Regions from separate parts of the Homo sapiens genome. Here region 2 is linked to region 1. Evidence: read pairs that join two places in POLR2A ChIA-PET (ENCODE). Cell type or tissue: OCI-LY7. All regions are shown on one strand. Each heading gives the region's core, and the rest is flanking DNA. Links, peaks and the distances in the headings are about the cores only. Region 1 overlaps TENM4 (teneurin transmembrane protein 4). Region 2 has its middle 360 kb from the start of LINC02720.

Region 1 (15,422 bases), core at 5,401-10,400:
AGCTACTGTGCAGCAGAGGTTGAATCCAGGTCTTCCAGTGCAGAGTCGAAAGCTCTTTTTACTATTCCAGGCCAGCTATTCTGGGATGTCTCTTAGGGCTTTGACTTTGAAGGAAGTGCTTTTCCAGTGCGTGCATGTGCATGTTTGTGTGCGTGTGTGTGTGTGTGTGTGTGTGTGTACACATGTGTGTATATGTGTTCATGTGTGTGTGAGTGGAGTTGCAGGGCAGGACCAAGGGATCTGTCTCCCTTTGAGAGCAAAGTCAAGTTGAATTTTGAGGTATAGAGATAAATTATACGTATCTTGTGTTTCTGTTACTCTTTTTTTTTCTGTTCTTAATATAGGGTACATGAATAAGCTCCATGCAGAGCCACAAGGAATTGATCTTTCTTTTTCTTAAAATATTTGCCGTCTATGACTTATCAGTGTGTGCATGCATATGTGTAGATATATATTTTTCTCCTTTTTTTTGCAGACATGATTCTTTTTTACATACTTTAGCATGCCACTTCTAAAAGCAAGGACATTCTTCTACATAACCACAATATGATGTTTATTCCTAAGAAAAGTAATAATAATTTACAGTTATCATCTAACTTCTAATCCATATTCAGATTGCCCCAATTGTTCAAAAATGTTTTTATGGCTTTTTTTTTCTCCTAAACTAGGATACAAACAAGATTTATGCATTACATTTGGTTGGTATGTTGAACCAACATTCCTAATAAGCAGTTTTCATGAGCTAGAATCATCTGCAAATTAGAGTGAAACAACCCTCTCCAGCTGAGGCAGCTGTTAGGGGCTGGCCGTGAAGGTCTCATGGGAACCTTGTGTCTTCTCTCTCATGTCTGCTGACCAATCAGTAGGAGGAGCTGGACTCTCTGTGTCAGGATGGAGCGTGCCAGGGAGGCGGGGAAAGGGAAAGGCAGAGCTGCCTAGCTTCTTGCTGGAAAAGGCTATGGAGTCCAAGGAGCTGAAACCTGCAGTCCACAGCCAGCTTCTTAGGAAGCAGGGAGTTTTCCCAAAGGAGTGGTGCGCAGCCTGGAGTGTGAGCCTGTAGACACCTTGGGAACTGGGGACAATTGCTGGGAGATTTGGGAATCCTATGTGATGAAATGAGGGCAGATTTGGAACACAAGGTGCCCAGAATGTGTGTTTTTACTCTGACTTCATTTTCTGATTCTCATTCTATTTTTTGGTTACAGCCCTTTGAAAATGAACCTGCCCTTGTGGACATAAATAAATAGGTTTTTATTTGCAGTAGCCTGATTTGATGGCCTTTAGTTATTACCACATCATTAGGACATGCTGTAACTAATGCTTCACAAAGGTACCCACCATGGGTGCCTCTAGCACCTGCCCTTGCCTTTGTTATGTAGTGACTCATATCTGTGTCTGCCTTCCTTTCTGGACTGAGTGTTGTCTAGTTCCATTCTTAATACTGACACAGTGCCTGGCTGTGGTGCAAAGAAGATGCTCATGGAATAGGCTGCAGTGATCCAGAGTTGTAAGACAGAATGTTATGGGAGCAGATAGGAGAAGAAAAAATAAATGAATGAATGGATGCATGCACGAAAACATGATAATCAGGAGTGTTTTCCAAGAGGTTAGTAGTTGGAAGTTACTGGGAGATGGGATGAGTATTTATTTGATACATATTTATAAAGTATTTTTATGCCATAGTGCTGTTTTAATCACTTTATAAATAATGAATTTAATTTTCTTACAAACCTAGGAAGTAAGGACTGTTACTTTTCCTACCTCGTATGTGAGGAAACCAAAGCATAGACAGGTTAGGTGACTTATCCAAGGTCACATGGGTAGTAAGTTGGAGCTGGGACTTGATTCCAGATAATTCAGCTCTAGAGTCTACTGTTAGCCACCTCACTCTGTGTGGAATGGGGTTGGGTGTTCCAAAGTCAGGGAAATCACTTGGTAACTGGTGGACCCCAACTGTCTTACGAGGGCTGTCGCTAAGGCTGTCCTGGGCTTACAGACAACAGAGGGTCTGTCACCCAGCTGGGCCATCATGAGGGAGCTGGCCATCTTTGCCATTCCTGGGGCCTGACATCTCACAGCCTGTTGGTTATCCTTACGTGGCAGGCTTTCAGTGATGCGGATGCTTCTTGAGAATGCTCTTGGGCTTTACCAACCGGCTAACTTGCTAGCAGAGCTGGGAAGGCTGTGTCCTCTTGGGGTGTTCGGGAGGGCTCCTGAGCTGTCCTGGTGGTGGCACCCAGTCCATGCCAGGCCTGGCCACCAGGGCCTGACTTCTAACAGGAAGGCTGAGCCAGTGCAGCTCTGTGGTTGTGGCTGAGCCAAGCATCAGTGCTCTGCTAGACTCCTTTGTGAAGCTGGAGTCAGGAATATCGGCTCCCACTACCATAGAATTTCCTCTTGAAGATGAGCATTTGTTGATGTTTAATAATGTTGTTCAGTGGTTTGAATTGCTGCCCAATACTTGTCTTCACACATTGACAGAGCTGAAATAGGACTATCAGAGGAGTAGCCTTCTAGAGTTGGAAGAGAAGTGAAACATCCCATCCACTCTGTTAAGGCTTTGATCACTTCCATTGAACAAATTCTTCCTGAGCTTACAACTGTGCCTGGAGATGAGATAGAGGAAACCAAAAACCAAAAACCCCAAAACCTCAAGGAGCTTGCAATCTGTTGGATGTCCCTCTTTCCAGCTTTTGGTGGAAAGAAAGACTGGAGGGAGAAGGGCTGTAGCAGAAGAGCACCAAGAAGATGCAATAAATGACAAGGGGGAAGAGAGGAAGGCTGCAGCGCAAGGCCAGGAGGGTGGTGTAGCCTAAGTGCAGCATAGGCTTTACAGACCTAGTCCTGATTCTTGCTTCTACTGCTTACTTGCTTCACGCTGGAGAGCAAATCGCTTCTATCATGTTCTGAGTCTCAGTTTTCTCAACTGTAAAATGGGCTAATAATACCCCCTGGAAGAGTTTGTGTGGGATAGTGCCTAGGGCATTGTATTAGTTATCATCAAACAAAAGCAAGGGGAGAGCCATTTAGCACAAGGGTTTATATTGCTACACATCTCAGCAGGCTTTTAGGACAATACTCAGTCACAGCCACTGTGGCCTCTAGATTTCTAGGGAGCCTAATGAAAATACCATGGCCTGGGGAAGATCAAGGGTTCAGGAGTCAGGCAGTCTGTGTGTCCTACTAGCCCAGAAGCTTTAAACTTACCCTCTCTGAGCCTCACTTTTCCTATCTGTGAAATGGCCAAGTAGCCTGGATAGAAGGGCCAGGATCTACCACATGGAAGCAGAAAGTACAAGCTAGTAGAGAATATGGGTGCTGGCCCTGTAATGAGTGACCATATCCACTTGAGTGTGTGTTTGTATGTGTGTGTGTGTGTATGTGTGTGTAGAGGGGCACAGGGATGATTAACAAGGACAGAGGTAGGCCCGACATGGAGAAAGGTTCTCAAAGAACCCTCCCTGTAGAGTACAGGACTTACTATGGAGGTTTAGAGAGAAGGTAAGTGAAAGAAACGGGCAAGCAAGAAACTCACACTTATTAAATGCCTACCACGTACCAGGCACTTCACATCTCCTAAGCTCCTAGCCTTCACTGTAAACCCATCAGGCAGGCAATACTATTCCTAATTTTGAGATGGCCTCAGGAAAGGTCAGAGAAGGCAAATAAATTGCCCAAAGTCACAGCTCTTTGAATTCCAAAACTCTTTTCATATACACTTCTCTGCCTGTTCATACATATGTGTTAGGACAGGACTATATTCTGGGAAAAAGATGGAGTTGATATCAAGTGATAATAGTGTAATTCCTGTTTATAGAAACAATTGTAGGAGGAAGCCATTTCAAAGTGGTCATTTAGTCAGTTAATATGTATTGAGCCCCAGTCAGGCACAGTTCTAGGTGATGGGGATGCAGTAGAACCAGTCTCTCTGCCCTTGTGGAGAACTGAGAAGAGGAAACAAGTAAGTTCAGAAAGTGATCAGAGAGGAAATTAAACAGTGTGGTATGATGGAGCACTGGAGAGGTGCTGGGGACCTTAGATATTGTCTTAGTTTGGGTTCTTCCTAAAGCCCTGAGAAAAGGATTTGAGTGTAGGTAACAATTTGCAAGGTGATTCCAGGAAGCCTGCTGAGAAAGTAAGGAAGTGAAATGGGAAAGGAAGGGAAGCTAATAGAGCAAGCTTGTCCAACCCGCAGCCTGCAGGCTCCATGAAGCCCAGAATGGTTTTGAATGCGGCCCAACACAAATTCGTAAACTTTTTAAAAACTATGGGTTTTTTTGCTATTTTTTTTCTAGATCATCAGCTATCATTTTAGTGTATTTTATGTGTGGCCCAAGACAGTTCTTCTTCCAGTGTGGCTCAAGGAAGCCAAAAGATTGGATACCCCTGTAAACAGAGGGTAATTTAATGATTAGGTTACCACTGTGGGCAACTAGAGCTCATTCCTGCTGGGACCCTCAGAGGGACACTGACACATTTGCTGGACTATTGTTCCATCAGGGGCCAAGAAAGCTGGGGTATGTATCCACCTACAGATGTTCCTCATTGGTTGTGGAGCCTCCACCTCCAGAGAGTCCCAAAGCAGAGAAATATGTGTCTGACTTGAGTTAGGAAGCATTTATGGAGTGGAAGCAGTCTATGGAGGCTGCAGGTGGGTTGAGGGCATCCGTAGTGTCTGCTACAGCTGGTGTGCGTGGTCAGGCAGACTGCATTTGAGCTGAGACCTGGACTAGAGGGGGCAGCTATGGAGCAGCCAGAATGGTTCCGGGGGGGCTATTCTTCCACCCTCCTTCATGGGAACCTGCAGCTCCAAGAGTTAAAGTGCATCAGCAAAGGCGCAGCTGGTGAAATTCCCTAGCCACGCTGGATTCCTGCCGCCCCTCATTCCATTTTAACCCTTCTCCACTGGGTCACACAAATATGCCTCACTCTTATGAACCTGTGAATAGCCTTAGAAATGTATGCCTCATCAGATGATTTCAGTCCTGCTCTATGCCCCAGAATCTACCTTTAAATGCTTTAAACACTCCTAAACAGCTCTAAAATGTGCCCAAGTGTTCCCACCACTCTACCACACAGCTATTTTTAGCTCCAATGCCAATTTCTATTCCTTAGTATAATCTTTTTTTTTTTTTCTGGAAGAGAAGCTCACAACAAAATTTATCTCTACAGCTTATTCTAAAACCACTAACTCTCACGCATGTGCGTGCGCGTGCACGCACGCGCGCGCGCGCACACACACACACACACACACACACACACACACACACACACAAAATATCCCTCATAGACAACACTTTATAATTCAGGCAAAGGAAGACCAAAAGGAGAACTTAATACTTCTTATTTATTCCATTCAACAGTAAAGTGCCTTAAAAAGGCCATGCAATTATATTGTTATGTGATAATTATTAATTCTGCTATGAGCTTCCACTGAGCCCAGATCCCATCAAGCACCTCTAATTTTGCCTACAAGTCCTTCTGTACCACCTGATGGGTGCTGGGAAAAGAGCTGCCCTTCTCAACTCCTGGCATTTGGCTTTGATGGGTTTCCACTGCATATGCCTTCCTTTTTCATCAGCCACCATTTTCTAACATCTTTATGCATAAAAAAGACAAACTTATTGGGAGGAAATATCACAATCCCCCAAAATGCAATTTTCTTCCTTTCCATCTCCAATAAAGCATGTAGTGGAAAAGTTATTAGACATTTTTCCTAGTGGATTGTTTGTCAATAATATTAACAAAGCCAGTGTGTTGAATACCTGTATATGCCAGGTATTTGGGAGATTATTACAGAGGTTACATATTCTTGTTTAATGTAATCCTCAAAACGATTTTATTCAATAGTGATATTCTCTTTTTTAGATAAGTAGCTCTGCCTCTGTGACTTGCACATAAAGCAAATGGAAAAATCAAGGTTCCGACCCAAGTCTGTCTAATTCTAAAGCCCACGAACTCATAACCTGGCGTTTCTCTAAGTGTGGTCTCCGGACCAGCAGCATCAGCTTCACCTGGGAGCTTGTTAGAAATGCAAATCTTGGCCAGCATCCAGTAGAGTTTTTCCTAAGTTTTTCTCTAGGATTTTAACCAAAAGGAAAAGAAAAGGAAAGATGGCTGGGCGCAGTGGTTGGCCCAGCATGGTGGCTTACACCTGTAATCCTGGCACTTTGGAAGGCCAAGGTGGGCAGATCACTTGAGGTCAGGAGTTCGATACCAGCCTGGCCAAAATGATGAAACCATGTCTGTACTAAAAATACAAAAATTAGCTGGGCGTGGTGACCGGTGCCTGTAATCCCAGCTACTTGGGAGGCTGAGGCAGAAGAATCACTTGAACCTGGGAGACAGAAGTTGCAGTGAGCCAAGATCATGCTCCTGCACCCCAGCCTGTGAGACAGAGCAAGACTCTCTTAAAAAAAAAAAAAAGAAAAAGAAAAAGAAAAAATGCAAATCTTCAGGTTCCACCCTAGAACTACTGAATGAGAAACCCTGGGGATGAGGCCCAGCAATTCCTGTTAACCAGCCCTCCAGGTGATTCTTAGCACAGAAAAGTTTGGGAAACACTATCTTCACCCATTTGTTAACTACTGATAAAGAGTTCAACTAGTAGATGAACTTTGAAGGAGGTTAAAATTTTCCCCTCTTCTTTGTGAATGTAATTAAAGTGATACAAATTTCAACAAATGTATATTTTTCTTCTAGAAAGCATGTCTTTTACATTTTGGGAGGTTTTAACTTTCTGTCACCTATCCTGATTTATATCTAGGTCTCGCTACTTATTAGCAGCAGGATCTTGGGAAAGTTACTTAACCTCTGTAAGCCTTGGTTCCAAGTCTGTGTATTGCAGATGAGCAGGATTCTTGTGAGTATTGAGTCAGGATCTGCGAAAGTGCTTAGCACGATATCAAGCATATCATAAATATCTAACAAATGTTAGCTGATTATTACTAATTACATGATTGGTTTGCTTGTTAGCTATTATTAGTAACAGTTTCTAAACTGTTTAATGCTTTTAAATTATATCCCTCATTAAGACGTCCAGCATCAGTTTTATAAAACAGTTTTCTATAACTGACCTAACTTTTAAATCCTGCCATTCTTATGTTTGACTCTTAGCAGTAAGTAGAATGATCAGAGTAACTGTCTGGAAGAGACCATCAATATTCCCATAAAAATTATTTATGGAAATCTGACACATAGTTAGGTACTCATACATATTCGTGGAGCAATGAATTGAGTGAATGATCAGTCCACACAGGCCACTTCTAGTCCAAATATTGGCCCCATACACTGACAGGTTGGGGGTCAGGGGCAGGAAACTGTCTCTTGTTCTCTGTTGATGGGCCCAGCACAGAGCATAGAGCCTGGCACAGAAGTAGATTGTCAATAATTACTTGATGATCAAATTTTTTTGCTTTCCTTTTGATACAGATATGCTTTGTTTCCTTAACCTCTTCTATCATAATATGCTTTGGGATCTGATAAGGAAAGATCAGAGTAAATATATATTTCTCTCCCTGTATACTCTGCTGCCCATATTTTTTTAAAAATACAGTTTTTAAAGAATTATCAAATAAGACTTAGGAGCCAGGAGACCTAGATTCTCCATTCTGCTTTGCTGCCAGGCTTAGATGTGACAAAGGCCTGACGCTTAACTCTTGGGTTCTTTTATTCCTGTGTAAATGGAGAAGGCTGGACTAGATAGGTGTTTTCCACGGGGGACTGGGACCAAATGGTTGCGTGTGTTACCTAAGCACGGTGTTAAGTAACATTGGATCACATGGTGAGAAAGTCTTGTTTCACTTCCTCTTTAATCTTTCTGATTTAGTGGAGGAGAAAGCCTGATTTTGGCACTGGTAGGTATTTAATACCTCGCCAATGCTTGTTCATCTCCCTGTTTAACAGAGACCTGAGTTTGGATGAGGAGGCAACAGTATTCACCTTGTTTTGTTCATCATATTCATTTTTTAACCTTTTTGTTTTCTATTCATGAAAAGATGGTGTTTTTTTCACTTAAGATAATGAGATACATTTTCCTTTTAAAATAAATTGATTCCAGAAACAAAGAGTCAGTTGAATGTGAAGAAAAATTGCACTAGGTTAATAATAGAGCAGATAGGCTGGGGGTGTGGCAGAAATCCAAAAGATGGAAGGAGCCTCATGCCACAATGACTGTCAGCAAGTCTCGGGTGCTACAGTGTAGGGAGAACAGAACCTTGTCTTTGGTCAAGATTGTATGTCTGCACAGTCAGGCCAAGAAACATCAGCCCTGGTGCGGTGGTTAAGGCTGGAACCATCAAAGTGAGCCCCCACTCCAACCTGGAGATCACCGTAGAGATTCTGGTCCCAGCTCTGGGGCAGGGCCAGATGTGTGCATTTGTAGACACCTCCATAGATGGGGTTCTCGCCCATCCGGAGTTCCAGATAAGGACATGCAGTTAAGAGCACATCTAGGAGCTAGTTGTTTTTTTTTTTTTTTTTTTTTTTTGAAATCACAATGCATTCAGAGAAATTAGATGGACAAAAATGTTTACCACATCATTTTTATATGCGTAAATCATTGGAACACACCTACCTGCTCCACATTAAGATAAGAGTTAGTTATGAAATCCCTGGACAAAATATTGTATATCTATTCAAAATGATATATATGGGGAACTGTAGAGATGTAGAGAAACGTTTATGGTACAATGGAAGGTGGGGGGAATAGTAGACAAAATTGCATCTATAGCTTTATTTCAACTATGTAAAAGACATAGAAACAATTACAAGTAAACATGTTAGAGTGTTACTGGTTGTTATTTCTAGCTAAAGTGATTATGTGTCTTTCAAAAAATGTCTTTTTTTTTTTTTTTTACATTCTAAGCCTTCTTCTACAATTCTAAATGTTGACTATGCTCTCCCTTTCCTGTCAAATGACGAGCATCAATCAGACCTAATTAAAATCCTGTTTCTGTCTTGACTAATGTGAGACCTTGGAGAAGTCCTTAACTTTGTGATCCTCAGTTTCCCCCACTGAAAATTGGGAAGAGTTCCTTTCTCATGGGTTGCTGTGAGCAGTAAGTGAGATGATGCATGAGAGACACTTATGAGGGTGCCTAGCTCATAAGCCTCGGAAGAAATAGTACCTGCATAATAATAATGTTAATAATAATAATAATGTTATTGTTGTTATTGTTTTCCTCATTATTACTACTAGTGAATTTGAAAGGCATAACAATTTACTAAACCAAAGAGTCAAGCTGTAAAAAATGTAATTCTGAAGTTCCTCCCCTCTGCCTGTTGCATAAACACACGCAGGCATGCAGAGTGACATAAGTCAACAAATGCACATGTGCACACAGTCTTCTCTGGTGCTGCACACTCCCTGTGCTAGGAGTTTCCATATCCACAGGTTCAGGAACAAGAGGACAAGCTTCATCTGGTCCTCTTTGTCTACTATTTTGTCTACTATTCCCCCACCCCCCGCTGTCTTCTATTGTACCATAAACATTTCTCTACGGCTCTACAATTCCCCATATATATCATTTTGAATAGATATACAGTATTTTGTCTTGGGATTTCATAACTAACTCTTATCTTAATGTTGAGCAGGTGGGTATGTTCCAATCATTTGTGCATATAAACACTTCCTGAGGCATCTTTTATCTGTCAGACTCCTTGCTCAGCACACGCAACATTCTTTTTATTGTCTTTTTCTAAAAAAAATGAGGTAAAATTCACAGAACATAAAGTTAACCACTAGTCATTCTAAAGTGTACAATTTAGTGGTGTTTAAAACATTCACAGTGTTGTGCAACCATCGCCTCTATGTAGGTCCAAGACATTGCATCACAGCAAAAGGAAACTGTACCTATTCAGCAGTCACTCCCCATTTCCCCTTCCCCAATCCCCTGGCAGCCTCTAGTCTACTTTCTCTCTCTGCAACTTGGCTTTTAAATTTCTCTGCAGCCACACATAAAATTTAACCCTTATGTTTTCTTAGTTGTGCTCATTGAGCTTTTTCCCCTTTGCCATTTGGTTAAAGATCCTGTGAAATGAATAAGTGGACTGAATCCCCACTTCCTTGTTTGGAAATTTTAGGTTCTTTGCAATTGAAACCAAAATGTCTGTGTGAATTCATTTAAAAAGCAGATTTTCTTTTCCACAAAGGATTTGGGGCTGTTTGGGGCTTAATTATTATGTCAGGTGATCCAGCTTTAGTCCAGATGAGGACCCTTTGTAAGAAGCTTTGCCATGAGGGCAGCAGCTTCAGCGGAGGGTCAAGGTCCTTCTGAGCTGGGAGGCTGAAATGGAACACATGTGGCTCTGAGCCAGTGAAGTGCTTTCTTGGGACTGCCCTGCTGTCCAGGAACTGAAGCTGGGTTCAAATGCTGACTGTCATTCTCTGGGCATGTGACCATGGCCAAGCTAATACACATGATGAGCCTCAGTTTCTGCATCTTTGAAAGGGTGATCATTGTGAGTATTTTGCAGAGGATTAAATGAGATAAGACTGGTGAACCACCCCCACCACCCCCCTCAACCCCCCGGATTTTTTGGCCTCATAGCTTTGCTTCTATGCATGAAGTGCTGAATGCCATTTCTGGTACTGACTCAGATTCTTCATGTGCCAGTCTGGGTACTGACTTGTGGAGTGGATAGTGGTTGAGGGAAGACAACTGGGGGTGGGAGGAATGGGAGAATGTGAGTGTCGAGGGGTGGGCTACCTCTTGGGCACTGGCAATTACATGACAGTGGAACAGCATTGCAATTTAGTTTTGTGTTTTTCATTGTAACCCAACTGGCAACAGAACAGTGATGGGAGATGGAAAGGGTATCAAATTTGACTAGTGAGTTGCCCCTTTTGGTCCCTTCCTTAGAGTAAGCCTCAGTTTCTTCATCTGCAAAATGGAACTATCAGTGCCTTCTCTGACTACCTCGCAGAGTTGCTGTGAAGAAAAAGTGAGATAAAAATGTACCTGAAAGCATTTGTAAAATGTAAAGTGCTGTATAAATGTAACTGATTATTGTTTCATTTAAAAGACATGGTTTTGTTGATATCTCATGAAAAACAGTGCTAGTCCTCCCATTTAGTCATGGCGACAACCTTTTTGTCATAAATGTGCATGGGAGAATCGTTGGTTAGTAGGTGTTTTCCTTTATCCAAGTGGTCTGAGCTGGAAAATATGGAGAATTCCTTCACTAAAGGGCCATATCTTTTGACTCTATTGACAGCATGTCATGTGGAACTCAAAACTGCCTTCGTGAATGCAGATAGATTGCATCTATTAGCTGCCTCTTGTCATCATGACCTGCCAGAAGGGAAAATAAAATGTGCCTACAAATATTTCAATATTTATGTTGTGTGAAGGTTTAATATTCATTTGGAGCAGTGAATGGGGAAAGAGAAAAAAAAGTCCACATCCTTTACTTTGGAAATTGCTCAGTTCAACAAGAATTTATTGAGTACCTACTATGAGCTAGTGAGTGAATGATATGCTAGTGTCTACCAAAGAAAGACACCAAATTCTAATATTGACAACTTCATGTTTGCATACTTTGTCAGAAGCCTTGGAGAATCCCAAGGTCAGGAGTCTTTGCTCATTCCTATGGGGGAACTGATGAAATCTGCCCAGAGGTTGGGGAAGAGGGAAGTAGGTGAAATGGCTGCAGAGGAGAGGTGTTTGTAGTAAAATTGGGGAAGAGAGGAGAGTGGGAGGGGGTGGATCAGACCTCAGAAACACACTCCTACCTGTTAGGATGTAGGTGTGTGCTTGCACTTGTGGGTGGGACCAAGAGACAGGTGTCAGTAGCCTGGAGTTATAAAAACCAAAATGCATTGAATAATTGGATGGGAAACCACACATAAGAAAAGGACTCTTAGCAAGTGTATTTTTTCCAGCAATGCAAAAGTGAATTTACAAGCATATTGTTGTAGCTGTGAAGGGGCAAGCTCTACTAAAGGGATAGATGGTACATGAAAATAAGTTGTAAAATGTTGTTAATTGAAGAATATGTTGATAATTTGTGTCACTGATATTCAGTGTTTTGAATATGTTGTCATTGTCATTTCTCATTATGTAAAAATATAATAATTTTACAAGTTCACTGGTGACTTCATTCCCCTAACCCTATTTTTTCCCCAATAAGGTCCTAAATTCCTGAAGCCTGACTTCTCCTGCCCCAGGGGTTTTCAGAAACCTAACCCCCATGGTTGGCGAGGGACTGCTGTGTGTGAAATGGTAACTGCCCTCAAGGAGCTTACAATCTAGCTGGGGGTAAATGACTTGCACATGAACACAACTAGACTGTGAGCTTCTAGAGGGCAGGGACCTTACCCTAGTCATCTCTCTTCTCACCCTGCACACCCTCCCTGAGGGATCTCATCCATCCCCATGGCGTCAACCACCACCTGAGGACCCTCTAGGCCTGAATTGTCTCCTGAGTGCCACACCCAGCTCTCCAGCATCTTCAGTGTTCCTCCCCGGGTGGAATGCTCCACAGCACTGCCAACTCAACCTGCTCACCAAAACCCAGCTTGTCATATCTCCTCTGGGCCAGCCCTGGCTTCCAGGCTCCTGGACTTGGTCCCCCAGATCAAAGATCCAGGGGTCACTCATTTGGACTGAGCTTGATGGAAAAGTGCTTATGTTTCAATGTTAAGTAAACTGGGGAGCCTATCAAATGTATAGACATGATGAACTCATTGATGTTAAGTACATAGATGGAAAGAGAAATGCTTCAGAATGTATTAGTGGTTGCCTCTAATGGTAAAATAATGATTGACGTTTTCTTTTTCTGACACCCTTGTGCTTTCCAAATCTCCTGCAAAAAGTATTTATTACTTTTGTAACCAGCAAAAATGCCTAATAAAAATGATTGACAGGTCTCCATTTGAGTGTCACCTTTTCTGGGAATTATTGTTTATTCCTTTGCATCTCAAAGAGTCTGAGGCTCCGGGGTTAGACAGCCTCAGCACGTGTGCTTACCCTGTTGGGGAACTTGTTGCACTGTGTTCTTTCTGTAAATCGGCTCTTCCATTAGTCTGTGAGCTCCGAGAGGGCAGGAATCATGGTTATTCATCTCTCATTTCCAGTGCCTAGCACAAGGCTTGCATACATAACTGCTCAATACATGCTTGTTCTTTAAAGGAAGAGAGGGAGGGAAGGAGGCAGGAAAACAAAAAGGTGAAGGACACCAGAATTCTCAAATGTTATACCTCCATGGATCCCTTGTATTATTTCCTGTCCCCAAGATCCTTTGTTTATTAAGCTTTTGAATCTACTGTACCACTGATTTTTCACTCGGTAGTTTGAATTTTTCTGTTTTTTAGTAATCATAGGCCTTATAAATCCCAATCAGAGCTTCTCAGGGCCAAGTCTGGCATATGCCACCTGCTGTCCCAAGTCTGACTTGGGCAGAGTGCCCCCTGCCTGACACCTAGGTCATGGCATGCAGGGCTATCTCCAGTTCTCTGGAGCTGAGTGTACCTTCTGGAGCTTCTTTTAAAGTGGAACGATGGCAAACTGCAATGTCTGTGGGAGGAGGAGAGCAAGGGAACAGATAACATAAGAATAGAAGTGACAATTGCAAACTTCAATTGTGTGTTTCCTCTGTGCAGGCACTGTGCTATGCATCAACACGCACTGTCCCCTCAGCCCTCACAGCAGCTCTGTGACACAGGCACTATTACAATTGCCATTTTGTAAGCAAGGAAACTGAGGCTTAAAGATGCATTAGATGGGGAAACTGGAATTTGCACTGATTGCAGAGCTTAAGTCCAGCACTGCATCCCTCTTCTGAAGTTCCAGGAAGAGCACAGGGAGGAGAGGGCAAGAGAGATGCCTGTCAGGAGAAAGGAGCAGTGTTTGCAATTTCAGAGCCTTGTTTGGGGATGTGCCAGCATAGAGGAGTTTAGCCCCGAAGGCACAAAGCCCTTCACAAAGTCTGTGACACTCCTGAAGTTGTAGGCAATTTGTTCCAGGTATGTGCATTGTCTGGGAAGGTCTTCAAAGGAGTCTGTGTGGTTAAAAAAAAAAAAAATGGTTAAGGAAGCGGACCATGGAGCAGAAAGTTGCAGTGACTGGATTCTGGCTCCAGGCTGCAAATTTAACCATTGAATATCACCCAACAGGATGGATATGGGGATATGGTCTTGTTGATAAAGCATCTCCCTCACACAAGACTTGGAGAAATAATCCTGGAGGGTGTGTGTGTGTGTGTGTGTGTGTGTGTGTGTGTGTGTGTGTGTGTGGTGTGTGTTTATGTGTCTCCCAGGTATTTAGAATCAACTGATTACCAAATCAATCAACAAATATTTATTCTAGCAGAGACTTGATAGCTCTCTGGTTTGTCAGGGTTGTTTAAAGAAGGATTTCTGCCTTGGGTGGGAGTTTGGGCTAAAGAGATAATAATAATTACCATTTATTGAGTGTTGGTTGTGTGCCAGCCAACTCTGCTGGGCACTTTATATACATGATTCCACTTAATCCGCACAACAACACCGACAAGGAAGGTTTTATAACCCATTCTTTACAGAGAAGGAACTCAGAGGGTTTGAATATCTTGCCTAAGGTCATAGTAATTCAATCTGTGTAAGTAGAGGAGCCAAATTTGACTCTACGTCTGTTTCCAAGATTCCACATGTTTCTGTTTCTCTCTTTTTTTTTGATGTGAATGTATGTGTTTCCACCAGAACTAAGATCCATCAAGTTATCAAATTAATAAACAAATGTATTCAAGCAAGACTCGATGCCTGTTAATTAGCCAGGCTGTATTATAAGGGAGCCTTGCTTTGAGTAGCATCTTGGACAAGATCGCCTCCAAGTTCCTCTCTAATTTTAGGGTCTCCTCTCAAATTCCAAACAATCAGTTTTAAATTTTTCTGATAAAAACTTATTGCTCTCCCACTCCCCAGTTCTTCTTCCTTGGCTATGGTAGCAGGGACCACAATCTTTCTCTGCCTTCCTAACAGATTAGTCCTTGTCCATAAGCATTTCAAATAAGAAGAAAATACCCATGTAAATATGGGAAACAACTACTCATTTCAGCTGATTCTCCTTCCCCAGAGAAGAATATGGAACCAGTAGATTTCTGCTCATTGAAAGAGTTGGAACTCATATTCTGTGCCTGGTGGACTGGCTTGCCTTCAGGAAATTGCTCGCTAATCAGAGTGAGAAATGGCACAAAAAATGCTGGGAATCATTTGGGTGGGTGAGATCTGGGGCTGTCTTTATGTTTCTGCCTATGGAAAGTCATGATACAGGGTAGTTACAGTGACATCTCCCTGCTGAATAAATCCTGTTCTTTTGTAATGAAGCATGGCAGCCAGGCCTAGCACACTTCCCTCTGCACACCATCCTGCTCAGGCCTCTGTGCCTCGGCTGTGCTGTTCCTTCTGCTTGGAATGCATTCACTGTGTCCACTTAGCCAATTCCTAC
Region 2 (15,422 bases), core at 4,068-9,067, 1.0 Mb before region 1:
AGTAGGATGGGAGAAAGGTAAAATGTGGAAAGCATGTACATGCAAGTTCCATTCAAACAAAGAAATTCTCTTAGGAAGTCTTCATAGGGTGGCTATGCATTTGCAGTTTCAAAGAAGATTGTGTCTCCTGGTGGGTAAAGAAAAAGAAAACAAAGAAACATGTGCTTGACATACACAATCACTTGCTGCCTCAGTTTTTGTCATTATTATCTTAATACACTATTTTCTCAATTGGAGTTTAATAAGGAGAGAATGTTACAAAAGGCACATTTAGATTCTACAGACATTTACTGAATATTGGTGCTGGGTCCTTTCCAATTCATTCTCTCACTTAATCCACACTTATGGCATATAGTGTGTATGTGCTGGTGGGGGGGCAAGTATCAACTTGATTTTACCTGTAAGGGAAACTTAGAAGCCTTGTATGCCAAGGACCATGTAGCTAGTGCTTGGCAAAGCTGAGTTCTAGGCCTTCTGGTTCTAAGATCCAGATTTTTTCTTGAAGGACAGTTGCCTCTCACTTGTCTCCATTTAATGACAATTTTATTCTGTCTGTTTCCTCATTTGCAAAATGGGATGAATATATATAGTTTCTGTAAGCATTATTATACCAACTGTATGGATGAAGAGATTGAAATATGGGGAGACCAGTACCTTGTGCAAGGTTAGATAAAGACAGAGTTGGGGTTTAAATGCAGGAGCTCAGCTTCAGAGTCCTTGCTCCTATCAGTAATATTGTTTCTTAGTATTTGATGCTACTCAGCACAAAATTTTCATGAGGATGAGGAGTTAACACAGTTTTTGTCAAGTAGATAAGGCTCAATAAGTAACTGTTATGGGTGTTGCTGTCCTCATCTTTATATTGACACTTGAATATGTATATATATTTTATAAAATATATAATTACATTTTAATATACACATTGATTATCATATATAATAACTACTAATGAATAAGAAAACTGACTAGAACTTATTTTGTTACTTTCATTTTGATTATCATTATTATTAAAATTGCTTCTAAAATATCTTCAGTGGAATGCTAATCTCTTCAGATAAAGAATACAAAAAACTTTGTGAAGTGCACTTGAACATATTAAAAGCTCTGAAGTCTTGTAAGGAGAAAAGCCGTTTAAATTGTTCAAACCAGGGTTTTAAGTGTGAAAGTACCTATGTGACATCATCAGCTTAGCAGATGCTGATAATTTGAACGTTATCAGTTCCCAGAACTCTCAACCACCTAAAGCAACAGACTTATCTCTCTTCCAGGGTGCTACTGTGCCTTTTCACTGGGAGGTACTGCTGTTTGGAGACTAAGGGCCAATCCAGAATTCCCAGTGTTTATTTTTTGCTACAGTACTCACTCAGGAAACTAAGTTGAAAGTCAAGTGGTTTCCTGAAGAGTAGGTGATAAGAATGATGTTGGATCTCCTGCAGAACATCTGACTTGAGCTCTGTCTGGCCTTAAGAAGTGGCAGTTCTCCGTAAAGAAAGAACGCCTGACCGCCTGGGTCTGGTCCATTTTACCTCTGCGACCTGTGGCAACATATTCACTGCTTTGTACCTGAGTCTTCATCTGTAATTGTGACATTATACAATGTTGTTTTGAGGATTAATGGAGACTATGAAAAATGTTCTTTGTACATATTGGACACATGACAAGCTATGCAAATAATTTTATGTGATTTATTTTATTTTGAAATTTATATTTTTAATTGCCATTTTTATTTTAGATTCAGGGGTACATGTGCAGGTTTGTTATAAGGTTATATAATGTGATGCTAAGGTTTGGACTCCTATTGTTTCTGTCACTCAGATAGTGGACATAGTGTCCAACAGAATGTTTTTCAGCCATTTCCCACCTTTGCTACGACATGACTTTTTTCTTTTTTATGGCTGTGTAATATTTCATGGTATATATATACCACAATTTTTGTAATGCAGTCCACTACTGCTGGGCACTAGGTTGACTCCATGTCTTTGCTATTGTAGATAGTACTGCAATGAACATACAAGTGCGTATGTCTTTTTGGTAGACTTTTTTTTTTTTTTTTTTTTTTTGCTGGGCAGCAGGGGATGTGCTCAATAATGGAATTGCTGGGTCAAATGGTAGTTGTATTTTTAGTTCTTTGAGAAATCTCTAAATTGCTTCCCACATGGGCTAAACTAATTTGCACTCTTACGAGCAGTGGATAAGCATTCCTTTTCTCTGCAACCTCATCAATATCTGTTATTGTTTGACTTTTTAATAATTGACATTCTGATAGGTGTGAGATGATATCTTACTGAGGTTTTGATTTACATCTCTCTGATGATTAGTGATGTTGAGCATTTTTTTCATGTTTGTTGTCCACTTGTATGTCTTCTATTAAGAAGTGTCTGTTCATGCTCTTTGCCCACTTTTTAATGAAGTTTTTTTTTCTTGTTGACTGATTTAGGTTTCTTGTAGATTTTTTATATTAGTCTTCTGTCAGATGCATAGTTTGCAAATATTTTCTCCTATTCTATGGATTGTCGGTTTGCTCTGTTGAGAGTTTCTTTCGCTGCTGTTTAGAAACACTTTAATTTAGTCCCATTTGTCTATTTTTGATTTTGTTTCAAGTGCTTTTGGGGACTTAGTCTTAAATTATTTCCCTAGGCCAATGTCTAGAAAAGTATTTCTTAGGTTTTCTTCTAGAATTTTTACAGTTTGAGGTTTTACATTTAAGCCTTTAGTCCATCTTGAGTGAGTTTTTGTATACAGTGAGAGGTAGGGATCCAGTTTCATTCTTCTGCGTATGCTTAGCTAGTTTTCCCAGCACCATTTATTGAATAGAAGATTTTTTCCTCATTGCATAGTTTTGTTGACTTTGTCAAAGATCAGATCGCTATAGGTGTGCAGCTTTATTTCTGGGTTCTCCATTCTATTCCATTGGTCTGTGTGACTGATTTTGTACCAGTACCATGCTGTTTTCGTCACCGTAGCCTTATAGTATAGTTTGAATTGACCTCCAGCTTTGTACTTTTTGATTAGGATTGTTTGGGCTATTGAGGTTCTTTTGTAAATCTGTATTAATTTTAGAATAATTTTTCCTAATTCAGTGAAAAATGATGTTGATAATTTGATAAGGATAGCATTGATTTTGTAGATTTCTTTGGGTAGTAGGAACATTTTAATAATACTGATTCTTCCAAACCATGAGCAGTAAATACTTTTCCATTTGTTTCTGTCATCTGCCATTTTTTTTCAGCAGTGTTTGGTAGTTCTCCTCATAGAGATCTTTCATGTTCTTGGTTAAGTATATTCCTAAGCATTTATTTATTTATTTATTTATTTATTTATTTATTTATTTATTTATTGTGGCTATTGGAAATGAAATTGTGCTCTTAATTGAGTTCTCAACTTGAAGGTAACTGACATATAGAAATGCTACTAATTTTTGTACATTGATTTTGCATCCTGGGACCCTGCTGAAGTCATTTATGAGGTCTAGGAGTCTGTTGGCAGAATCTTTAGGATTTTCTAGGTGTTGAATCATTTCACCAGTAAGGAGAGATAATTTGACTTCTTCTTTTTTAATTAGATGCCTTTGTTTCTCTTGCCTGATTTCTCTGGCTATGAAGAGATTTCCAGTACTACGTTGAATAGGCGTGGTGAGAGTGGACATCTTTGTCTTGTTTCACTTCTGAGAGGGAATGCTTCCAGCTTTTGTCTGTTCAGTATGACGTTGGCTGTGGATTTGACAGAGATGGCTCTTGTTATTTTGAGGAATATCTCTTCTATGCTTAGTTTCTTGAGGGTTTTTATCATAAAAGGATGTTGGATTTAATAAAATTCTTTTTCTGCATCTATTGAGATGATCATATAATTTTGTTATTAATTCTATTTATGTGGCAAATCACATTTATTGATTTGCATACATTGAACCATACTTGCATCCCAGGAATAAAGTTCACTTGGTTGTTTTGAATTAACTTTTTGATGTACCTCTGGATTCAGTTTGCTGGTATTTTGCTGAGGACTTTTGCATCTATGTTCATCAGGGATACTGACCTGTAGTTTTCTTTTTTTCGTATATTTTTGCTGGATTTTGGTGTCAGGAAGGTACTTATCTCAGAAAAGGAGTTAATGAGAAGTCCCTTGTCCTCAGTGTTTTGGGATAGTTTCAGAATGATTGTACCAGCTTCTCTTTGTATTTCTGGTGGAATGTGGTTATGAATCCACCTGATCCAGGACTGTTTTTGGTTGGTAGATGTTTATTACTAATTCAATTTTATTACTCTTTATTGGTCTGTTCAGGATTTCTGTCTCGTTCAATATCAGGAGTTTGTGTGTTTCCAGGAATTTATCCATTTTCTCTGGATTTTCTAGTTTGTGTACATAGAGGTGTTCATAGCGGTCTCTGAGGATCTTTTGTAATCTGTGGAATCAGTTGTGATGTCGCCTTTGTTAATTCTGATTATTTAGATCTTCTCTCTTTTTTCGTTAATCTAGCTAGTAATCTATCAATCTTGTTTATCCTTTAAAAAAACTTTTCATTGACCTGTATATATTTTTTGAAGTTTTAATTTCATTTATTTATGCTCTTATTTTAGTTATTTCTTTTCTTCTGCTGGCTTTGGGGTTCTTGTTTTCTGGTTCTTTCAGGGGCAAGGCTAGATTGTTAATTTGAGATCTTTGTATCTTTTTGATGTAGGCATTTAGTGCTATAAACTTGCTTATTAACACTGCTTTTGCCATATCCCAGAGGTACTGGTATGTTGTGTCTCTATTATCTCTTGTTTCAAAGAGCTTTTCTATTTCTGCCTTAATTTTGTTGTTTGCCCAAAACTCATTAAGGAGTCAGTTGTTTAGTTTCACTGTATTTTCGTGATTCTGAAATTTTCTCTTGGTATTGATTTATATTTTTATTCCACTGTGGCCTGAGAAAATGCTTGCTATGATTTTGATTTTTTAAAAAATTTGCTGAGACTTGCTTTAAGACCATGCGTGTGGTCAACCTTAAAGTATGTTTTGTGTGCAGGTAAGAAGAATGTATATTCTTTGGTTGTTGGAGGGAGTATTCTGTAGACGTCTGTTAGATACAATTGTTCAAGTGTCAATTTAAGTCTATAATTTTGTTTGTTTGTTTGTTTGTTTCTGCCTTGATGTTCTATCTAATGCTGTCAGAGGAGTGTTGAAGTCCACCAGTATTATTGTGTGGCTTTCAAAGTCTTTCCTTAGTTCTAGAAGTAATTGCTTTATAATCTGAGTGCTCCAATGTTGGCTACATGTATAATTAGATTAGTTAAATCTTCCTGTTGAAATGAACCCTTTATCATTGTGTAATGTGGTTTTCGTATTTTTTGTTGTTGTTGTTGTTGTTTTTTAAAGGCTGAAGACCTCACAATAGAGTCAAGAATTTATTTAACTATTCTCCTGTTGCTGGGCATTATAATGGTATGATGAATATCTTTTCACTGTAATGCCTCCCTATATTTTATTTTATTTATTTTTTTAATTTTATTATTATTATACTTTAAGTTTTAGGGTACATGTGCACAACGTGCAGGTTTGTTACATGTGTGTACTTGTGCCATGTTGGTGTGCTGCACCCATTAACTCGTCATTTAGCATTAGGTGTATCTCCTAATGCTATCCCTCCCCCCGCCCACACCTTGTATTTTAAGGTCTATTTTATCTGATACAAGAATAGTGACCCCTACTCTTTTTTGTTTTCCATTTGTGTAATGGATATTTCTCTATCCCCTTACTTTGGGCTTACAGGTGATGTTACATGTGAGATGGGTCTCCTATAGTGAGTAGGATGGGTCTTGTTTTTTATACAATTTCCCATTCTATATCTTTTAAGTGGGGGCATTTAGGCCATTTATGTTCAAGGTTAATATTAATATGTGAAGTTTTATTCCTAGTGTTAGTGGGTTATTTTATAGTCCTGATTGTGTAGTTGCTTTACAGGGTCCATGGGTTATGCATTGCATGTCCTTTTGCAAGTATCATTACTTCACTTCCATGTTTAGAACTCCTTTAAGCATCTCTTGTAGGACCAATCTGGTAGTGACAAATTCCTTAAGCAATTGTTTTTCTGGGAAAGACTATAATTCTCTTTCATATATGAAGCTTAGTTTTTGTCAGATATAAAATTCTTGGCTGGCATTTTTTTTAACAATGCTAAAAACGAGCCCCCAGTCTCTTCTGGCATTTAGGTTTCTTCTAAGAGATCCACTGCTCATCTGATAGGTTTTTCTTTATAAGTAATATGACCCTTTTCTCTAGCTGCGTATAAGATGTTTTTCTTTTGTGTTGACCTTGGAGAGTCTGATGACTATGCTTTGGGGAAGATCCTCTTGTATAGTATCTCGCAGGAGTTCTCTTGATTTCCTATCTCTTCATGTTGACCTATTTAACAAGATTGGGGAAATTTTTCAGAATTATATCCTCAAATATGTTTTTCAAGTTGCTTACTTTCTCTCCTTCTGACTCAGGCATGCCAATAAGTCATACATTTGAACTGCTTTACATAATCTCATATTTCTCAAAGGCTTTGTTCATTTAAATTGTTTATTTTTATTTTTATCTGACTACATTGATTTGAAGGACTAGTCTTTGAGTTTTAAAATTTTTCTTTTTCTTGGTCTAGTCTGTTGTTAAGGCTTCCAATTGTGTTTTGAAATTCCTGTAGTAAGTTTTTTAATTCCAGAAATTCTGTTTGGTTCTTTCTTAATATAGCTATGTCGTCTTTCAAATCTTGGATCATTTTGCTGGCTTCTTCATGTTGGATTTCCACTTTCTCTTGGATTTCGTTGAGTTTCTTTGCTATCCACATTCTGAATTCTACATCTGTAATTTTGAACATTTTATTCTGGTTAGGATTTATTGCTTGGGAGACAGTGGGATCCTTTGGAGGTGATGAAACACGCTGGCTTTCTGTGTTGTCAGAGTTCTTGCACTGGTTTCATCTCATATGAGAAAGCTGTCTTTTTTTGAATTTGCTATCATTTGGATGCAGCTTCATATTTTATTATTTTTTTCCTTAGGAGTATGACTGTTGAACATACTTTGTAAAATCAATTGGCTTTGCTTCAGGATGCTCTGTAAGGCTTTATAAGTATTCCTTGGTTGCAAATAGTTTTATTCAGTGGCTTTCTGAGACGTTGCTTGTAGTAGGAATTTTGTTTGATGGTGTAATTCAGGCTGCATTCCAGAAGGTGGTACTTAAGAATAAAAGTGGTTAGGGGTGGGGGAAGAAGCAAAGGAGATGTGTGAAAAGGGCCTTCTCCCTGCACATTTGCCTTCAGTGGGGATGGAGCTGCTCTAGAAGCCCAGGAAGTGACCTTTTCCATTTCACACTCCTCAGACCCTGAGAGGAAGAGCCATTGCCGAGTCCGCAACATTGCACTGAGGCAGGGAGTAGGGAGGTGGGAGATGAACCCCTCTCCACATCTGTTTCTGGGCTTTGGTGGTACTGCCTTCAGCACATGGTTCTGTGCTTGTTTTCCTTTGACCTAAGGGAGGCTTTTGTGGGCTGTGCTCCCCCTTCCCTTAGGGGTGGACCATGCCAAGGTTTAGATCTCCAGTTCTAGGCATTTTCAATGTCAAAGAGTCTGTATAAGTTCCTTGGTTATAGATAGCCTTTTTGTGGTGGCTTTCCCAAATGCTGGTTGTAGTAGCAATGTACTGGGCATGGGAGGAGGCTCATTGCCTCCTGTGGGGCTGAAGTGTCAGTGGTCTCAGGAAGTTTGTCTCATTCCCCAGAGCTGTGTGCTTATATCAGCGGATTTCCTGTCGTGTTGCACCATTCAGTCTCCAGGTTGTTATGGGTAAGAGTAGGCTGTGGCCAATGTGGACGGGTATACACCTGATCATTATTTACTGGGAGAAGCTCCCTGTTGCCTCAGGCATTGGGCAGATCCATAGAGTGCACAGTGGTCTGAGCTCCCTGCTCAGTCCCAGGGGGAGAACCAAGATGGGTGTGACAGACAGGGCAGGCTGGCTTAACAGGTCCCCTGATGGCAAGTACAAGCACCAATTCTCTGGGTGAGGGTGTTCAGTGGGTGGCCACCAAGCACTCAGAGTTGCGCCTAGGCGTGGAGCTAAAAAATTTCCTCTTCCCCAAGTTCTCTGCACTGGAAAGGAGAGAAACCTAAACACCTAATCTAGAAGAGTGGGTACCCCACATGCCTCAAGATATGTCTGATGTCAAGTGAAAAGAGCACCATTGCACCAAGATATGTTGTGCATATAATTTTACTTTCCTTCCTTTTCTTACTGAAGGATATTTCTCAATAAAATTCAAGTAAAGTAGCTAGAAGCAGAGGGATATGCTACCTGTATTGTGTTTGTATACAAAGAGTGGTTGGATTTTAAAATGGTTGACTTGACACTTGGAGTATTAGTCTGTTCTGACACTGCTAATAAAGACATACCTGCAACTGAGTAATTTGTAAAGGAAAGAGGTTTAATTGACTCACAGTTCCATATGACAGCAGAGGCCTCACAATCATGGAGGAAGGCAAAGGGGAAGCAAGAAATATCTTACATAGTGGCAGGCAAGAGAGTGTGTGCAGGGGAACTCCCCTTTATATAACCTTGAGATGTTGGGAGATTTACTCAATGTCATGATAACAGCATGGGGAAACCTGCCTCCATGATTCAATTACCTCCCACCCAGTCCCTCCCATGACACATGGGAATTATGAGAGGTACAATTCAAGATAAGATTTGGGTGGGGACACAGAGCCAAACCATATCATTTCACCCATGGCCCCTCCCAAATCTCATGTCCTCACTTTCAAAACCAATTATGCCATCCCAACAGTCCCCCAGTCTTAACTCACTCCTGCATTAACTCAGAAATCCAAGTCCAGGGTGTCTTCTGACACAAGACAAGTCCCTTCTGCCTATCAGCCTGCAAAATCAAAAGCAAGTCAGTTACTTCCTAGATACAATGGTGGTACAGGCATTAGGCAAATACATCTATTCCAAATAGAAGAAATTGGCCAATACAAAGGGCTACAGGCCCCATGCAAGTCCAAAATCCAGTAGGGCAATCATTAAATCTTAAAGTTCCAAAATGATCTCCTTTGACTCCATGTCTCATATCCATGTCATGCTGATGCAAGAGTTAGGCTCCCATGGTCTTGAGCAGCTCTGCCCCTGTGGCTTTGCAGGGTACAGCCCCCTTCCTGGCTGCTTTCACAGTCTGGTGTTGAGTGTCTATGGCTTTTCCATGTTCATGGTGTAAGCTATTGGTGGATCTACAATTCTGGGGTCTTCAGGATGGTGACCCTCTTCTCACAGCTCCATTAGACAATACTCCAGTGGGGACTCTGTGTGGGGGCTCCAACCCCACATTTGCCTTCCACACTGGCCTAGCAGAAGTTCTCCATGAGGGCCCCACCCCTGCAGCAAACGTCTGCCTGGACATCCAGGCATTTCCATATATCCTCTGAAATCTAGGTGGAGGTTACCAAACCTCAGTTCTTGACTTCTGTAAACTCACAGACCCAACACCATGTGTAAACTGCCAAGGCTTGAGGCTTACACCCTCTGAAGAAACAGCCTGAGCTGTATGTTGGACTCTTAGCCACGGCTGGAGCTGAAGCAACTGGGATGTAGGGCACCATGTCCCAAAGCTGCATAGAGCAGGGTGGGGCCTGGACCTGGCCCAGGAAACCATTTTCTCCTCCTAGGCTTCCAGGTCTGCAAAGGGAGGGGCTGCCATGGTCTCTGGCATGCTCTGGAGACATTTTCCCCTTTGTCTTGGTGATTAACATTTGGCTCCTCTTTAATTATGCAAATTACTGCAGCCTGCTTGAATTTTCCTCAGAAAATAAGGTTTTCTTTTCTATTGCATCTCAGTCTGTAAATTTTCCAAACTTTTATGCTCTGCTTCTTCTTGAATGCTTTGCTGCTTAGAAATGTCTTCCACTAGATACCCTAAATTATCTCTTTCAAGTTCAAAGTTCCACAGATCTCTAGGGTAGGGGCAAAATGCCACCAGTCTCTTTGCATAGCAACAGTGACTTTTACTCCAGTTCCCCAAAAGTTCCTCATCTCTTTCTAATACCAACTCAGCCTGAAATTTATTGTTCATATCACTATCAGCATTTTGGTCAAAACCATTCAACAAGTCTCTAGGAAGTTCCAAACTTTCCCACATTTTCCTGTCTTTTTCTGAGCCCTCCAAATTGTTCCAACCTCTGCCTGTTACCCATTTCCAAAGTCACTTGCACATTTTTGGGTATCTTTATAGCGGCACCCTGCTACCCAGTACCAATGTACTATATTAGTCTTTTATCATGCTGCTAATACAGATATACCTGAGACCGTAATTTATACAGGAAAGGGGGTTTAGTGGACTCACAGTTCCACATGGCTGGGGAAGCCTCACAATCATGGCGGAAGGCAAAGGGGAAGCAAGAAACATCTTTCATGGTGGCAGGCAAGAGAGCCTGTGGAGGGGAACTCCCCTTTATAAAACCATCAGATCTCTTGAGACCCACTCACCATCATGAGAACAGCACAGGAAAACCCACCCCCATGATTTCATTCCCTCCCACCGAGTCTTTCCCACCACATGTGGGGATTATGGGAGCTACAATTCAAGATGAGATTTGTGTGGGGACACAGCCAAACCATATCACTTGGCTCTGTCATAATGGCTAAGATCAATTGATTTGCTTACTAACCTTCATAAATATTAAAAGACCATTAAAAAGTTGAAAATAAAGCCATTCTCCAAAAACACAAAAGTTGATCTAGAATTTGTATTGACATGTACTCTTTCTGTTTACTTCCTGACTCCCACCACTGCCATAGCCCTACCTCAGCCTTAATTTGCTTCCAAACTGAGCATTTCTGAGTTAATTATCCATGTGTAGGCTGGCTCTGCATAGGAGTCTGAAGTCATAGAAATACTATGAAACACTTCTCATCCATTTGAAAAATAGCTACCTCTGCTTGAGTACTTATGATGTGCAACCAGTAAACTAGGATCGCTATGTAAAACTGATCATAAAATCCTCACATAGCCTTTGGTGAATGATGAAACTAAAGCTAAGAGAAGTCAAGTGACTTGTTTAAGAGTACACATGCTTAAGTTTAATTTCTAGGCCTTGATATTTTCACAATGCTTTGTAACCAAAGCAGTGGTGATGCCAAAGGCTCCACCTCTGCCAGCAGAATGCATGTGCCCCTTAGAGGTGGAGGTTTTCTCTGATTCATTCTTCTATACCCAGTGTCTAGCACTCTACCTAACACATGGTGAGTATCAGCCAATACATGTTGGGGTAGCTTGAATGGCAATTGGGAAAGAACATGTCAGGGCCAGTATGACACTAGGACTATCTTTTATTACTTAGGACTAAGAAGAAAAGCATATTTCACAAATAACATATAAAAAACATGGGTTGGGAACAGTCTATACAGAGCCTAAACTTTAATCTCTAAATCAAGGAATACATTCTCATCCTAAAAGTCCAGTTTTCTTTGCCTTGTCTGTCAGAGGCAGTATTCACAGATTAGAGTTAGGAAAAGCTAAAAAGATCCTCCTGTCTTGTTTCTTGCTAAGATACTTAAAATTGCTTATCAGCCACTAAAGAATAACGTGTTTTACAGAATATGGCCCCAGAGAAAGGTGTTTCCTCCCTGATCTTTACTTCTTTCTGAAGATGGCTTGTCATATTGTAACCTTTCAGTAACCCAGAGGCAGTGAAGAAATGCATATGAGCTCAGAGAGGGAAGAGGGAGAATGTAGAGGGCCTTGTCAGCCATTACACGTTCTTTGGATTTTACTCCGTGTTGATGGGAAGAAACTGAGGGGGTTTGAACAAAGGGGTGACATGATATGCTTAACTTTATAAGGATTACCCACATATGGAGAACGGACTTTCAAGCAACATGGATAGAGGCAGGAATACTAGTTAGGGAGGCTCTGGGTAGAAGATAGTGATGTTTTGCCAGATTCTACAGGTGGAGGAGTGGGGACAGCAAGAGGTAGGCCTTTGCCTTCCTCTCTGGGATTTAGAAGTTTTGAAACCTGGCCAGGCACGGTGGCTCACGCCTGTAATCCCAGCAATTTCGGAGGTTGAGGCGGGTGGATCACCTGAGGTCGGGAGTTTGAGATCAGCCTGATCAACATGGAGAAACCCCGTCTCTACTAAAAATACAAAATTAGCCGGGCATGGTGGCAGGTGCCTGTAATCCCAGCTACTTGGGAGGCTGAGACAGGAGAATCCCTTGAACCCGGGAGGTGGAGCTTGCGGAGAGCAGAGATCATGCCATTGCATTCCAGCCTGGGCAACAAGAGTGAAACTCTGTCTGAAAAAAAAAGAAAAAAAAAGTTTTGAAACCCATGGATAGCCATTTTTTGGCCTGGTGATACGCTTCTGCATGTGTAATAAACCCAGAATGTGCTAACCACTTACATTGAGGATGGTGATGAAAAGGGGAAGAAATGATCAGGATAAAAATTAGTATTTGACAATTATTTTTCCATTACAACTGTATGCTTAATGAAGGGAAGCAACTTGTGTTTTTATTGTTTTTCTAGTGTCTGAATGCCCTAGACATTCAATAGATATTTTCTACATGAATCAATAAATGATTAATAGGGCCATATGGAAACAAACCATTTATCAACAGAAAAGACATACGGTTTAAATAAACTTTAGGTCTCTTTGCTTTTGGTTGATTTTTCTTGTTGTTCAATATTGTTATACAGCTCATTCAGTTATATCAAAGGTCAGATTAAACTAGCTGTGAATAAGAAATTTCAGAACTTCGTGGGCCTGTGCTGTCAGATTGGATAATAAAAATGACTATTAGAGGTGAATATTTGGAAAGGGGTGGTGCTGCTCATCTGGAATTGTACTGAAATGTCCTGTCTATCCTGTCACTGCCATGACTGAAGTCATATTTGAGGTAAAAAGTATCAAAATGCATTGTTTACTTTTCCAGCATGATTCATTGACTATGCAAAGAAAGTCTATTTCGTATTAGTGTATTTCTCTTTTTAAATTGTGGTATTTAAGTCTTCAGAGAGAGTCAAGATATTGGTGCTTAATTTAAGAGACCTTTCAGATGAAGTCGAATGTTTATATGCTTCATGAAATATAGTTCAAAGATGAAAATTGACTACAATGTAGAAAGATAATTAAATGTGGAGATTTATTAAGCAATTTCATTATTTGTGGATACTACATAATTTTTTAGATATAGATATAGATACCTATATCTAAAAAATATATAGATATCTTAAATAGATATAGCTGTTATCTTCCTTATTCCTCTTCATGGGAGAATGTTAATGTGATTGCAACATAAAATCTCAGAAGAGTATTTCTTTTTCGATGTCTTATTTTATTGATCTCTGCTTTAAAATAATTTCATGACATTTTCTTCTTTGGGAAATGACCCATGAGGAATGAACGTAATTGCTACACTTTTTATATTTATTTTCTGACTTCATCCCACATTTTAATTAATTCAAATGTAGCTATCGTTTTATAGGTAACTCACTGTGGAAAGCACTAACCTGTATGGAACTCAGCTTTGAATTCAGTGATCCAAGCATTCTCAACACTGCCGTTTACTAACTACGTGAGCTCAAACAAGCCACTCGGCATCTGAGTTTTTCAGTTTTTAAGATAGATAAATAAGCCTGACAATGCAAGGTTGTTTTGAGGAATAAATGAGATTATATCAGCAAGTAGTAGGTTCAGAGTAACTACTCACCCCATCACTAACAAGTGTATATATGCTCTGGTCATTTTCATAACTCTTGGCTAAGCAGTTAGTGCTTAGAGTCCACTGATTCTGTTTACCTTGCTCATGATAAAAATCATTTAAATAAGAGAAAAAAAGACATTCTTAGTACAGTGTGAAAGGATCCAACAAAGTTAAAATGAAATCAGAGTAAAACAATGTCTAAGCATTTCCAAAGTGTCCTTATTCAGTCATTAATATGTAAATTAAGTACTCATGATGGGCCAGTTTAATGCTAATAAGTATTAACTTTCCAAAAAGGTATAATTGATAGTCACTGCCAACTCACAGTTTCATCACTGAGGATTCTCAGTTAAAATGGCAGAGTTCTGTTATTTGTTTTCAGTTTAGTTTTACAAATGCTTGTTCAATACCAGTTAAGTATCGGGTGTGGCTCTAGTGCTGGGCACTCATTCCTTATGTCCGTGAAGCCTAAAGTGTGCTAGCAAAGGGACTGAGAGTAAAACCATCTGTTTCTCAGACATACATCAATGCTCCTAAGTTCCGGAGAATCGTAGTGTTTATACCTACACTTGTCTGCAAGGAGGAGTCCTATAGGCCAAAAGTGACTCAAAACAACAACAACAAACTCTAGACCATATGCAAGTATTCACCTCATACATAAACCAACTCCCTGAACAACCTGGTAAGCTGCCATCTTAACGGTGGCTGTGCCTCCCCTCCACATTTCCCTCAGTCAGGAGGCTAGATTGTCCACAGAAAAAGGCTTGGCACTGCCCTCCTCCGTCAGCTTTACCTCCCTGACATTCTAGATGAAATTTGGTCTCTATAGATGCATTGTTTGTCTTTTCCTGTGGTCCATCCGTGTCTCTAGAGCTCACCACTTTGATCGGATAATTTTTGAATGGGCATTTTAGGACCACAGCACCTATTATGTAAAAAACTATATCTTGCTCAAGTTCTGAGAAGGTATGCTTCAGGGCTTGATGCCCCCTCTTATTGGCCCAAATTTCAAGACATCTGACACGTAATGCTTTTTATGTTTGATTTGACATTCGTATCGTTTCTTTGTTTGATTCAAAATAGTGTTGCTATATTTTCCTCTGTATTTCATCCTTTTGGTGTTTTTGTTTATTTGTTTGTTTGTTTTTGAGATAAGGTCTTGCTCTTTTGCCCAGGCTGGAGTGCAGTAGTGCAATCATAGTGCATTTCAGCCTCAAACTCCTAGGTTCAAGCCATCTTCCTGGCTCTGCCTCCCTGGAAGCTGGGACTACAGTGCTACCATGTCCAGCTAATTTTTAAATTCTTTGTACACACAGGGTCTCCATATATTGCCTAGGCTAGTCTGGAACTCCTAGCCTCAAGCAATCCTCCCTGCTTGGCCTACCAAAGTGTTGGGATTATAGGTGTGAGCCACTGCATCTGTTCTATTTTCTTACTTTTACGTTCCTGGAGAGTTCTGATGGAGAATAAAGTAAAACTGCCTATATGCCACCATTTTAGCCAGAGGTTCACATAGACTTGAATTTAACTTCTGTTTTAATCACGTATTACTTGCATTTGCACTGGAATAAGTCACATAGTCACACGACCTGAATATTGGTTTTCTTATCTGTATTCTAAAGGTAATTATATCTCTCATGCAGGTTTATTGTGAAAAGTACAGATGTGGTATACACACACACACACACACACACACACACACACACACACAT

What was found. ChIA-PET counts read pairs that join two places held together with the same protein. Peaks named below come from ENCODE experiments on the same cell type or tissue, not always from the same donor. Only the 100,000 strongest peaks of a DNase experiment are listed, where the experiment ranks them.
Region 2: POLR2A ChIA-PET joins it to region 1 with 10 read pairs; 2 of 35 experiments call an interaction of 5 or more read pairs at or near these places.

The regions. Positions count from the first base shown.
Region 1 is chr11:79,398,914-79,414,335 of GRCh38, reverse strand. All of the region lies in intron 1 of TENM4 (teneurin transmembrane protein 4), which reads left to right. It overlaps MIR708 (microRNA 708), which reads left to right and starts at 12,227; the gene lies at 12,227-12,314. In OCI-LY7, for the core only: no CTCF peak of the experiment used is centred there; a DNase peak (open chromatin) is centred at 7,785.
Region 2 is chr11:80,398,688-80,414,109 of GRCh38, reverse strand. No RefSeq gene overlaps it. Among named protein-coding and RNA genes, the nearest start is that of LINC02720, 360 kb to the left of the region's middle. In OCI-LY7, for the core only: no CTCF peak of the experiment used is centred there; no DNase peak of the experiment used is centred there.